2 separate regions of the Homo sapiens genome follow, and region 2 is linked to region 1. The links are chromatin contacts, found by Hi-C or POLR2A ChIA-PET in ENCODE. All regions are on one chromosome and are shown on one strand. Each heading gives the region's core, a stretch centred on a gene start or an enhancer-like site at or near the end of the contact. The rest is flanking DNA. Distances are from core to core; before and after follow the strand shown.

The links. Hi-C counts contacts between places; a loop is a spot of excess contacts on that map. ChIA-PET counts read pairs that join two places held with the same protein, here RNA polymerase II (POLR2A). Pooled maps may share reads with other maps.
Region 2: a map with no recorded cell type shows a loop between it and region 1 (9-fold over the local background). The contact joins two enhancer-like sites. A Hi-C loop is called at or near these places in 9 of 37 single-sample maps with no recorded cell type and 10 of 50 pooled maps. POLR2A ChIA-PET finds 5 or more read pairs at or near these places in 1 of 52 experiments (GM10248).

What each region holds. Positions count from the first base shown.
Region 1 is chr6:166,828,035-166,835,066 of GRCh38, forward strand. It overlaps a transcript of RPS6KA2 not described here. Among named protein-coding and RNA genes, the nearest start is that of RPS6KA2-AS1, 72 kb to the right of the region's middle. Within about 2 kb of position 2,622, at least 2 of the 41 ENCODE cell types and tissues checked have a DNase peak (open chromatin) inside an H3K27ac peak, as active enhancers do.
Region 2 is chr6:167,037,223-167,044,254 of GRCh38, forward strand. It overlaps CEP43 (centrosomal protein 43), which reads left to right. Exons shown (of 13, transcript NM_007045.4): 13 at 2,682-7,032. The coding sequence ends at 2,756. Among named protein-coding and RNA genes, the nearest start is that of CEP43, 41 kb to the left of the region's middle. Within about 2 kb of position 4,194, at least 6 of the 41 ENCODE cell types and tissues checked have a DNase peak (open chromatin) inside an H3K27ac peak, as active enhancers do.

The DNA of each region.
Region 1 (7,032 bases), core at 1,372-3,871:
TGACAGAATTTGCTACATCAAACCACAGAAACATGCTGGAGGAAAAAGTAAGTACAAACCCATGGATGAGATCTCATGATGGAGACAATTACACCTCAGGGTCAGCATGGGGCATGGGCATCCCACCTGTTCCCTCCCAGCTTCAGCACAGTGCTGTGGCCTCAGGGAGTCCTCTGATGGCCACAAAGTGAGCACAGAATCAGAGCCCAGTGGTCAGAATGGCCCGGAAGGTGAACCTGTCACCTGCAGAGCCTCTTCTGAAAGACCTGCCCTCCTTTCCCCTTCCTCCCCAACTCCACACCCGCCACCTTCCTGTGGGGACAGAATTCAGGCAAGACTGCCACGCCAGTCCCCAGTGCTAAATGACAAACCACGTTGGGCTCATGCCGTATCTGCCCTTTCCTTCACCCTTCCTTCCAGAATTCTTTTGCTCTTAATATTTCTAGGGTAGAAGTAGAGCAAGTACTTTATCTATGGGAATAAATTTATCACATAAAAATCTAACAGAGCTTGAGATATAAATGTATTCAGTGTGCCTTAAAAGTGGTATCACTGACTCATCAAATTGTCTTGTGAAAACTGGATATCAAGATGCAAAAGAATACAGTTGGACATACTCTATATCATACACAAAAATTGACTAAAGATAGATGAAAGACCTAAATGTAAGACCTACAACTATAACACTCTTAGAAGAAAAGATGAGAAAAGCTTTATCACATCAGATCGGGTAATGATTTCTTGGATATGACGTCAAAGGCACAGGCAACAACAACAAAAAATAGATAAATCAGACGTCATCAAAATGTAAAACTTTTGTACATCAAAAGACACAATTAACAAGATGAAACAACAACCCACAGAATGGGAGAAAATATTTGCAAATCATATATCAGATAAGGGGTTAATATCTGGAATGTATAAAAACCTCCTACAACTTAATAACCTCAATAACAATAAAAAACCAAATAACCCAATTAAAAAATAGCAAACGACTTGAACAAACATTTCTCCACAGAAGACTACAGGTGACCAATAAGCACACGGAGAAACGCTCAACATCACGAATCATGAGAGAAATGCAAATTAAAGCCACAGTAAGGCACCACTTCACTCCCATTGGTATAGCTGCTATCAACGAAGCAGAAAATAGCAAATGGCAAGGATGTGGAGAAACTGAAACCTTTGTGGCACTACTGGTGGAAATGTAAAATAGTATAGCTGCTGTGGAAAACAGGACGGTGGTTCCTCAAAAACATTTAAAAATGAATTATCGGCCGGGCGCGGTGGCTCACGCCTGTAATCCCAGCACTTTAGGAGGCTGAGGCGGGTGGATCAGGAAGTCAGGAGATGGAGACCATCCTGGCTAACACAGAGAAACCCCGTCTCTACTAAATATACAAAAAATTAGCCGGGTATGGTGGCGGGCGCCCGTAGTCCCAGCTACTCCAGAGGCTAAGGAAGGAGAATGGCGTGAACCTGGAGGCGGAGCTTGCAGTGAGCCAAGATCGCGCCACTGCACTCCAGCCTGGGCAACAGAGCGAGACTCTGTCTCAAAAAAAAAAAAAAAAAAAAAAAAAAAAATTATTATATGGTCCATCAATTCCCCTGCTAGATTGAAAAGCAGAGACTTAAACAGGTATTTGTCTACCCATGTTCACAGCAGCTTGACTCACAGTACTCTGAAGATGGAAGCAACCCAATGGTCCATCAGCAGACGAGTGGAAGAACAAAATGTGATGTGTATATACCTACAATGGAACACCGTTCAGCCTTAAGAAGAAAAGGAATTTGTCTGGGTGCAGTGGCTCATGCCTGTAATCCCAGAACTTTGGGAGGCAGAAGCAGGTGGATCACCTGAGGTCCAGAGTTCAAGACTAGCCTGGCTAACATGGTGAAACCTCATCTCTACTTTTAGTATTTTTAATTTTTAATACAAAAACTATCTGGGCGTAGTGGTGGGCGCCTGTAATCCCAGCTACTCCAGAGGTCAAGGGAGGAGAATCGCTTGAACCTGGGAGGCGGAGATTGCATGAGCCGAGATCGCACCATTGCACTCCAGCCTGGGCAACAAAAGCAAAACTCCATTTCAAAAAAAAAAAAAAAAGAAAGAAAGAAAGAAAGAAAGAAAAGAAAAGGAATTTTCACACATGCTACAACATGGAGCCCATAACCTTGAGGACATTACGCTAAGTGAATATACCAGTTGCAAAAAGACAAATGCTGTGTGATTCTGCTTACATGAGGTGCCTAGAGTGTCAAAATTATAGAGACAGAAAGTAGAACAGTTGCTGTCTCATTGGGGAAGTGGCTGAGGGAAGTGGAGAACAGAGAGTTGGTTAGTTTTTAACAGGCAGAGAGTTTCAGTGTTGCAAAATGAGAAGTATTCTGGAGGTGGATGGTGGTGATGGTTGTACAATGATGTGAAAGCCCTGAATACCTCTGACATACTTAGAAACCGTTAAGATGGTACATTTTATATTTTTATAATTTCTTTTTAAAAAAAGCTCATCGCTGATACAAAGTATAAAACATCTCTCCCAATACATGCACAAGAAATGACACATGCAGAGTTCATGGACAATTTCCTACGAGGCAAGGGAAGTAAGGCCTGCCCTCTAAATCTGCCTTAGCGTGTGAGCCCACAGCTTTCTGCTGTGGGTTCTGACATTTCTCATCACACCAAGCGTCAGTCCTCTCAGACCCAGATCTGAAAGCGGGGGCTGAAACCTGTGTTACTGCCTTAGCTGTCATCTCCATGGCTGTGTGGGATCCCAGAGCCACAGCCTTCCGTCCTGGCACTGTGTTGATTTTTAAGGCCTTTTCTTTGAGATTTGGGACATTATTGTTTCCTCTTTCCCAGCTCCCCCCTATCAAGCTAGAGCCCTGACCATTAGGCACTCTGGCCAGACCCAGGCTCTCCCTTGGGCTGGGTCACACGCTGTGGTTGGGGAGTTTCTTCTGCAACGAAGGCCTCCCTGGACCCCTGACTCACCACGCATGTGGCCAACCACACCTCTGAGGGCCTGGAGCCCAGACCCTCCAGTGGCAGGGGGTATTGGGTCCATCCACGGAGAGAACCCCTGATGGAAGAGGCGCCTCCCTCCTGGGCCATCCACACTGACAATGCAGCTGCTCCCTGCCCCCACCTCCTCCTCCACTCTCCGCAGGTGTTGGTCCTGCGCACCTCACTAAACTTGCTCAGAGGCAGGTTCCTCAGAGGCTGCTCCACGCATCCAGGACCGGAGGCCTCACCAGGGATCCCTTCTCAGATCCTTACCCTCCCTGCCATCTCTCTTCTGCTCAGGTCCACAGTGGGTCCGTGGCCATGATGACTATGGAGCTTCTCTACTTCAACTTGAATTTGCCCTTCCTTCAACCACTCTGTGTATTTCTACACCAGCATGACACCTTCCCCCCTGCCCCTGCCAGACAGAAAGCTTCAGCTGTAAGGGCAGTGAGGACCAAGACACTCTTGCCTTGTCCGCACCTCTTCACAGGCTCCTTCTTCCCACAGAGGAAGGCTTGGCCCCCACTGAGAGACGCTCCCTTAGGGAACAGGTGCTGTTCTATTTCCATGCCGCATTTGCCCTCACCTTCCCTGGGCCTGGGCTCGGTAGCAAAAGACCACAGAGAGAAATTCCAAAACTGAGAATAAAAACTATAACAGGAAATATTTTTAAACAAATTGTATTTTACCACATCTACATACATACACACAATAACAGAATTACATACTAGATAGATGATAGATACATAGATAGATGATAGATAGATAGATGATAGATAGTAGACACATACATAGGTAATAGATATATAGATACATATATACATAGATGATAGACAGATGATAGATGGATAGATAGATGATGGATGGATAGATAGACAGATGATAGATAATAGATGGATGGATAGATAGCTACATAGATACATACGTAGATAATAGATACACAGATATATGGATGATAGATACATATATACATACATGTATAGATGATACATGATAGATAGATAGATAGATAGATAGATAGATAGATAGATAGATAGATATAGATAATCTACAGTAGTGAGTTGGTTGCATGTTATGACCGAGGAAGAATATAAGATGCGTACCAGATTTCTGATTTGGCCTTGAAAGTGACCTGGGAGTATTTTTAATGAAGTAAACAGGAAGAAAGTGGCTGATGGTGTTGGAATTTGCCTGGCCTGGGAGGAAGAGCTGAGTTAGGATAAGAGGAGTGGGATTTGGACACATTGGCTGTGCTGAGGAAGTTGGGGGGGAAGCTCCAGGCTCTCAGCACATGTTTGGATTTACTCACAGATGCACAGATAGCAGAGGCTGAGCTGGATTTTGAATCCAGTTTGAATCTACTTCTGACAGACCCCAGAGCCCAGGCTTGGAACCCCAGGCAATACTGCCCCTGGCTACACCAAGATATTACTCTAGAGACAAAAATGCAATACACTTTTAAGTATAATAGCCAAAAATGGAAATTCTGTTGGTGTTTTCTCTATGGTAAGTCCGCTCATGTCAAGAGAAACTAACTCCATCTTGAAAATAAACTTTCTGAATCCCTCTCTTAAGAAGCATGCTGGGAGGTCGCAGTGCCCCACAGTTTAAATGTTAGGAAATGCAGGAGATCCAGAAAATTGACAGATTTATTACTAAATGTTTACTTTTGATGTTCAATGTCATTAATTTGATCTAACTGGGGAAATTGTCAGAATTAGCGAAGATCATGAATCACTGAAGTATATTTAAATGTCATTTTATTACTTCCAAGCACTCATAATTAAAGAAACTAAATGTTAGAAAAGAATTGAGCCAAGACTTTAATCACGATACCTTAAAGAGCAAATTTTAATTATAATGTTCACATTAAAATGTCTCATTGCAAATAGATCTTGCCAATATGTTTGAAAGCAGCTTGCTCTCTTATGTAAATGCAGTTTAATTTGCTTAATTAAGATGTTTAGCAACTTTTTCTTTCATAATACAAATAATCATAATAGCAGACATTTATTGAGTGCTTACTGTGTGCCCACAGTTAGCCAAGCACTTGCATGGTACTACCACATTTCATCCTCACAACCATGAAGAAAATACAAATATTATCCTACACGTGATGAAACAAGCTTAGAAAAGGCCAAAGTGGTGAAATAGACTCACAGCCAGGTGATCTGATGGAAGAAACCATTCTTAGCCAACAAAGGAAGGCATCAGGAACAACAAAGATGAAACTGTCTACATCTACATTAATAGAATCCAAAGCAAGTCAGTCTATAACTGAATATGGACTTTTCCTTTATGATGTAATATTTGAAACTGTAACTCCCTAGAGTTTATGTTTTTCTAAGTCAGATTTATTGAAGTTTAATTTACCTACAGGCGAATTCACTTCCTTTAAGTGTAGAGATCAATGAATTTTTACAAATTTGTACAGTCATGTAACCATGATGACAACCAAGGCATGGCACATCTCCCTGCCCTAAACGCTTCCCTCATGTCCCTTTGTCAGTTTCCTCCGGCAGCCCACACATCCTGGACACCACTGGTCTACAGGTAGAAGTGGAGTATGCAATACATAGTATTTGGGCCTGGCTGCTTTCCTTCAGACTAATTCTTGTGAGATGTACTTGTGTTGCTGCAGTCACCCCTGGTTTGTTCCTTTCATTGCAGAGAAGTGTCCCAAGTTTAGACGCAGAACACAATCTGTTTATCTATTCACGAGTTTATCATTTGAGCAGGTTCCAGCTTTTTGTGATTATGAGTAAACTGCTGTAAATGTCCACATTCAGGCATTTTCATGGATGTATGTTTTTATTCCTTTTGCATAAATTCCTTTTCTTCTTTCTTTCTTTCTTTTTTTTTCTTTTTTTACAGGGTTGGGGTTTCACTATGTTGACCAGGCTGGTCTCAAACTCCTGGCCTCAAGTGATCCTCCCATCTTGGCCTCCCAAAATGCTGGGATTACAGATGTGAGTCACCATGCCTGTCCCCTTTTGCATAAATATCTAAGGGTGAAAGCATTGGGTTATATGGCAAGGGTATGTTTAACTATAAAAGATGTTGCCCAACTATTTTCCAAAGTAGCTGCGTCATTTTGCATTCCCACCAACAACGGAAGAGAGTTCCAGTTATTTCACACCTTTGTCAGCACTTGATGCTGTCAGACTTTTCAGTTTTAGCTACTCTAGTAGGCTTGTATCAGTATCTCACGGTGGTTTTAATCTGCATATCCTAAATGACTCATGATGTTGAGCATCTTTTCACACACTCATTTGCCGTTCTCATGTCTTTGTTAAAATGTCTGTTCAGCAGGAACAGAAAACTGAATACCACATGTTCTCTCTTATAAATGGGAGCTAAATGATGAGAAGACATGGACACAAAGAAAAGAAGGAACAACAGACGTTGGGGTGTATCAGAGGGTAGAGGGTGGGAGGAGAGAGAGAATCAGAAAAAAATATTGGGTACTATGCTTAGTACCTGGGTGATGAAATAATGTGTACCACAAACCCCCATGACACAGGTTACTTATATAACAAACCTGCACGTGCAGCCCTGAACCTAAAGTAAAAGTTAAAACAAAAATGTCTGTTTAAATCTTTTGCCCATTTTTATTGGGTGGTTGTCTTCTTATTTTCTAGTTGTAAGAGTTCCTGATGTAATCCGGATATAAATCTTTTATGAGGTATGTGTTTTAAAAATATTTTCTCCCACTCTGGCCAGTATTTGGATTTTTCTGACAGTGTCTTTTCAAGGACAGGAGTCTTTAGTTTGTATGGCGTCCTATTATTTATTTATTTATTTATTTATTTATTTATTTAGCAGTTCATGCCTTTTGTGCCATATCTAGAAAACTTTTGCCTAAACCAGCGATGATTTATTCTATCAGTGTTATTGTTTTAGGTCTTAAATTTAGGTCAATGGCCCATTTTTAGTTACTTTTATAAACAATGCAAACACCAAGGCTTATCTTTTTGTTTATAAATATCTACTTGTTCAAACACCATTTGTTAAAAAGATAA
Region 2 (7,032 bases), core at 2,944-5,443, 210 kb after region 1:
GTCTTTTCTTTGCCTTAAAGCAAAACTAAATTAATGATCTCCAATAACTGAATTATCTAGATTAAGATCGTTTTCAGTCCACGATTTTTCCTGTATTCACTCTTGTCTGTAGTTTAGCATTTGTATTAATATAACACTCAATTACTTTGTAAACGAGATGGAATACCTTACTGATTTCACTCTGTAATAATGATGGGAAGAGAAAATTACAGTTCCAAGGTATCAGTTTGTTTTACAGTCTGTCTGCAAGCTTTTCTGACTTTTCAGTTTTTGTGTAAATTGGATTTGAATTGAATGCATAAGAACTGTAATTAAGATTCCTAATAATTTTCTTTGTGAGATAGTTTTACAGCAGGACTATGTTTGGACCAAGAGAAAGGGCAAGGACTTATTTGTTGAAAAGGATTTTACTTACAACTTAAATTTCTGAATATCCGAAGAATAACAAAATGAGAGGATATGTGGGGGGCAGATGAACAGACAAATAAAAGCATCTCACAGTATCTCGGGATGAAACTGTTGCATCTCTACAAGATGTTCCTATTCTTGTGCGTTATTACCTGGCCCAGGTGTTGGCACACTTGTTCTCTAAAAGGCCATATAGTGAATATTTTAGGCTTTGCAGGCCATAACTACTCCACCTTGCCATTGCATGGAGAAGACAGCCATAGACGATGCCTAAGAGTGTGTGTGTGGGTGTGGCTGTGACTGTCCCCTGGTCTGTTGCCACAACAATGAGTCTAGGTGGGACTGGGAAGGTTGGGTTCTGTCCTTGTTCAGCTGTCAGTGGGACCTGCCCAGCTGTATGTTCTATATTCTGGAGCCTGTATATTCACCCGTGGTTTTTTCCTTAGTTAAGAAATGTTTTCCCAGCCTGCATTATGCTTACATATCTATTAATATTTCCTTTCTCCATTATCATGAGTTGTTTATACAAATGAATAGATATAAGTTGGTTAATAGGTTAACTTTCTAGTTTACAAGTAGTTTAAACAGAAGTAGAAATGAGTCGTTTCTTACAACACTTTGTGAACCCGGGGCTGGGAGTCTGAGACTCCATGGGCCGTCCTGTCTGCCCTTCTGTTTTCACTTCATGATCTGGCTTCAGGTGGCACAGTGTTAAAGTGTGTCACACCATGTCGAGTTTGATGTTAGAAACTTAACGTTCTATACCGTCATATGAAAACATAAGAAGGGATCGTTTCCAAATTATACATTTTAATGAATTTTCGTGAAATTTAACGTGGGTAAATTATGGTTTTAGAGTTAGCAATTCATAGAGTGATACTTCCTGTGAACAGAATCATACATTGGGACTATGCTCAGGTAAAGAAGTTTAATACAGTTTTTCACTAATTTGTTTCTTAGATTAAATTGGAATAATGGCTAAGATGTGTTTTATTTTAAATTTTCACTTGAAATATTTGAGAATAATCATAAAACATTGGGCTCTAAAGATTGTACTAACTTAGTAGACATGATTTTAGGCAAATCGCTTCTCAACACAGCTTTAAATATGAGTTGGTTTATGAAGTATAAAGTAATACTTTACAGCAACAGTTTTTTTAATTTTTAGTTTTTTATTTCTTATTTCCATAGGTTTTGGGGGAACAGGTGGTGTTTGGTTGCATGAATGAGTTCTTTAGTGGTGATTTGTGAGATTTTGGTGCACCCATCACCCTAGCAGTACACACCGGGCCCAATTTGAGCCTTTTATCCCTCACCCTCCTCTCATTCTTTCTCTGGAGTCCCCAAAGTCCATTGTATCATTCTTATGCCATTGCATCCTCATAACTTAGCTCCTGCTTATTAATGGGAAGATGTGATGTTTGGTTTTCCATTCCTGAGTTACTTCACTTAGAATAATGGTCTCCAGTTCCATCCAGGTTGCTGCAAATTCCATTATTTTGTTACTTTTTTTTTTTGAGTCGGAGTCTCGCTCTGTCACCCAAGCTGGAGTGCAGTGGTGCAATTTCGGCTCACTCCAACCTCTGCCTCCTGGGTTCAAGCGATTCTCCCGCCTCAGCCTCCCAAGTAGCTGGGACTACAGGCACCCGCTATATTGTCTGGCTAATTTTTGTATTTTTGTAGAGACAGGGTTTCACCATGTTGGCCAGGCTGGTCTTGAACTCCTGACCTCAGGTGATCCGCCTGCCTCAGCTTCCCAAAGGGTTGGGATTGCAGGCATGAGCCACTGCGCCTGGCCTATTTGTTCCTTTTTATGGCTGAGTAGTATTCCATGGTATGTATATACCACAATGTCTTTATCCAGTTGTTGATTGATGGGCATTTGGGCTGGGTTTCATGTTTTTGCAATTCGGAATTGTGCTGCTGTAAACATGCGTGTGCAAGTATCTTTTTCATATAATGACTTCTTTTCCTCTGGGTAGATACCCAGTAGTGGGATTGGTGGATCAAACAGTAGTTCTACTTTTAGTTCTTTAAGGAATCTCCACGCTGTTTTCCATAGTGGTTGTACTAGTTTACATTCCCACCAACAGTGTAAAAGTGTTCCCTTTTCACCACATCTTCACTGACATTTATATTATTTTTTGATTTTTTGATTATGGCCATTCTTGCAGGAGTAAGGTGGTATCTCATTGTGGCTTTGATTTTTTAAAATAACTTAAGACTACTCACATTCTGACACTTAATTATTTTCTTTCTTTTGAACAACAAAGCTTGATGACCTCACACAAGATCTGACTGTATCCCAGCTCAGTGATGTTGCGGATTATCTGGAAGATGTTGCATAGACACGAAGAAGGAAGTATTCTAATTAACAAGGACAGAGGACTGACCGGTTCCATTTTTTTTTTTTCCAGACAATCACTCAGCTGGAATGTCTGCTCTCTATTGGTGCCTTGCATTTCAAAAACACTGCAGATATTTTTTAAAAGTAATTTTCATTTTACTAAACAAAATACTTCCTATTTGAGCCCATGTGTGGAAGATTTAATATTCTTAATTTAACTGTACATTTCTTTATGGAAATTGATTATCTACACTCAGTTTCATTACAGGGAAGGAACCCATGAAAACATCAGTGTTAAGAGCATGATGAAAGGTGTCAATAAAGCCGTAGGATCGCGCAACCCTTTGTGTGTGTGGCTGCTGGTACGTGTGATCTTTGAAAACCTTGGCTTTAGCCCTCTGGAATCAGAGCTTACCCACCATAGTATATTTTGATATTAGGTGGTTCTACACATAGTTGGCAAAATGACTTGGTAAATTTGTAATGCTGAAGTATATTAGTATAAGTTAAATTTGATGTGTCAACTTTATTTTGTATTTCCTTCCATTTGGAAGGTTTGTTAGACCATTAAGGTTATATTAAAGTACTCTTGTGTGTGCTATTTAGTTTTGCTTGTTTTAAAGAAATCTAGAAGTGGTTATGAGTTTTAATTCATAGAATTGTCAATAACATAACATTTGCAATCGTCATTCCTCCTGTTATCCATGTAAGCAGCTTTAGTCGTAGGTTCTCTTCATTATAATTTATTATCTGTAAAGATTCCTTGAAACTTAAATGCATCTGAAACCATTAAGCAGTGCTTTTATTTCAGATCTGTAAGTTAATTGTATTAAAATCCAAATTGGAATGAAATAGTAGTAATGGCCTAAGACCATGTTCAGTTTGACAAGCTTTATATACTGTACATAATTTCATTGTAACCCTTAAAAATAGAGCCAATAATAGAATTTCCACAGTCTCATTTATACGGTTAAAGCATTATTGCTATTATGTAGGTCACGGATGTTTATAATACTAAAGTATTTTAAAATGTGCAAGTAGAAAAAACAGTAGAAAGTGATGCATGCATATTTATATATAAGTAAAGCAGGATTGTGCTGTTTTTGCACTTTATAATTTCAATTAAGTTGCGGCTTTTTACTACAAGTTAACTTTATTAGTAAAAGGAGCAAATTAGACCTAATTCATTGATCTCGGTTAAGTGAGCAGACTGCATGACTTGTGTAATGCCAGTTTCTCATTTCATATTAGCCTAAATATTACAGAAATTACTCCTTGGGCTCTAAAATGTAGAGGAAATGAAAATGTAAGGATTAAGGCTGTGTAACAGAATCTGGCTTTTTAAAATTTAAGTGAAACTAAGCTGTAAACATCAAGAGGAAGTAGGACATAAACTGGGCCGGTACAGCCTGGGAGCCCTGTGTATTTCTGCCCTCCGTCTGTGAGCTGCTATCTCAGTCTCCTTCAGCTCTTCATGTCTTAGTAAACAGCACCACGTGCAGATGTAATCTTGTTGCAGTCCCCCAGTGTGGTTGTTATAAAATGCATTTCTTTGTAAGTCATCTCTGTAAACAGTCACTTTCTAAAAGCACTATAGTTCTGGTCCCCTGGAATCTGGATCACATGTATGATTTATTTTTAATATTTGATAGGAACTAGGTTTCAGTGAAATGATTTGAAAGCATAGCAGGATGTGGCTTTTTAAATTTATGAAACTTTCGAACAGTAGCAACTGAAATTTGTCACTTTTCTGTTACGCAGAGAATCAGACCTTTTGATAATATTTGGGAGGGTAAAAGAAATATGCCAAATATGAAACTTTTTTGTCAGCACTACATACATCTTTTTTTTGCGGGGGGCGGGGGGGACAGAGTCTCACTGTGTCACTCAGACTGGAGTACAGTGATGCGATCTCGGCTCACTGCAACCTCCGCCTCCTGGGTTCAAGCGATTCTCCTGCTTCAGCCTCCTGAGTAGCTGGGATTACAGGTGCACACCACCACGCCCGGCTAATTTTTGTATTTTTAGTAGAGATGGGGTTTCACCATGTTGGTCAGGCTGGTCTTGAACTCCTGACCTCGTTCCTGCCTTAGCCTCCTAAAGTGCCGGGATTACAGGCGTGAACCACCGCACCTGGCCAGTACTACATCCATTTTATTGAATGATTTTGAATGACTTAAAGTTCAACTATGAAAAAGCTTTCTTTTCACATGTACTTTTTGATTAGGTATTATCAACTTATGAAACTTGAAGATGTGAAGTGACAGGTTTTGCATGTGATGAGTGTTTTCTGTTAAAAAATAAATATTGAAATATTAACCCATTAAATACATTTTTATGGTAACCTATGTTTTACAGTGGAGTTTTAAAAATGCTAGGTCTTTCTTTCATTTTATTGATAACTACAAATGAATAAAAAGCATTTATTCTCTTTGTTGATATTCGGTTGTGCTTTTATACTTTATGTTGGATAACAACCTGTGGGCAGTTGTGTAGATGCCATTAGTCCCTGCCTCATGCTTGCCCACAGCTCTTCCTCCCCTCCTTACTTCCCTCTCCTGCCCATGCACCAGAGCTGTGCCAGCCCACTGCTGCACAGCCTCTGCACCTGAGCTTGCCAAAGCCCTTCCTGTCTCAAGGTGTGATATTTGCCCCTCCTTGTCTGGAATGTCCTTCCCCTAGAACTGCATGAAGCTGGTTTATTTCAGTCTCATGTTCAAAGACGCTTCCAGACCTAAGGGAGATGTCCATTCTCCTCCCTGTCCCTGCCCCACCACTTGCATTTACCCCTTTTATTTTATTCATCTCAGCATACTCTGAAATGGTCTTGCTTATTTTGTGTGTGTGTGTGTGTGTGTGTGTTTAACTATGAGCTCGTGAGAACAGGGATTTTCTTTTAAACTGCTGTGTACCTGGCACAACATTTGTCCCCTAGTATGAGCTTGGCATCTTTGGGGCTGTAAACAGGCTTGAGCACTGACATGGGGCCTGGAGAATGTGGTTTCTGGCTAGGCAGCTGGAACAATCTACAAAATCTGAGGGGAAAGCTGTCCTTACCCTAAACCTGGGGAGGTCCCTAGGTTCAAGTCTGCAGGAAGGGGATCTGGTTCAGGAGAAGGCCGTCCTGTGAATTTGCCCCACCCACCAAGCTCAGCTGGAGCAGGGCCTCTGAAGGAGGTGCCCTCTGTGTGGCTCTGCTGTGGTGTTGGTTCATGAAGGACATGGGAGGGGGGCAGGACAGGAGAGGCAGCTCTTCCTGGAGAAAAACACACCCAGCCCAAGTTGGAGCCCTCCTGTGGCATTGGGTGGGGAGGATTCCCGCCATCAGTTCTCTGTCCATGGGTGCTAGTCTCACCCCTGCCCTCCGAGCAGTCCGTGCTCCCAGTGTCCCTGTCCTCTTTTTTTTTTTTTTTTTTTTTTGAGGTGGAGTTTTGTTCTTGTTGCCCAGGCTGGAGTGCCATGGGGCGACCTCGGCTCACTGCAACCCCTGCCTTCTGGGTTCAAGTGATTCTCCTGCCTCAGCCTCCCAAGTAGCTGAGATTACAGGTGCCTGCCACCATGCCCAGCTAATTTTTATAATTTTTTTGTAGAGACGGGATTTCACCATGTTGGCCAGGCTGGTCTCAAACTCCTGACCTCAGGTGATCCACCCGCCTCAGCCTCCCAAAGTGCTGGGAATACAGGTGTGAGTCACGGTGCCCGGCCTAGTCTTCCTGCTCTAGGAAGGGACGTGTTTGGGGAGGAAATCCAGGGCAGCTACCTTTGTGAGTTGTCCTAATGCTGCGTTCAGAGTTCCACACGTTCAACAAGCATCTGACATTTAAGGAAAGTGAATGTATGTCATGAAAGACAGATGAACAAAGAACTGATCTTGAAGAAAATGTAATCAGGAAACGAGATAATTCAAGAACAAAAACCTGTGAAGGACTGAATGTGTCCCCCAAAATGTGTATGTCGAAACCTAATCCCACATAGGATGGAATTAGGTAGGGCCTCTGGAAGTTGATGAGATCATTAGCGCCCTTATAGGAGGCCCGGGAGAGCTGCTTTGCCCCTTCCAGCGTGTGAGGACACAGTGAGGAGGTGTTGCCTATGAGGAAACAGGCCCTCCCAGATGGTGAACCTGCCGGTACCTTGATCTTGGACTTAAGCCATCTGAGCTGTGAGCCCTACACTTCCATTCTTTATAAATTATCCAGTCCAAGGTACTTTAGGAACCTGAATGGATTAAGACAAACCTGATTATGCCACTCCGAGATTTGAGGTAACATTTGAAT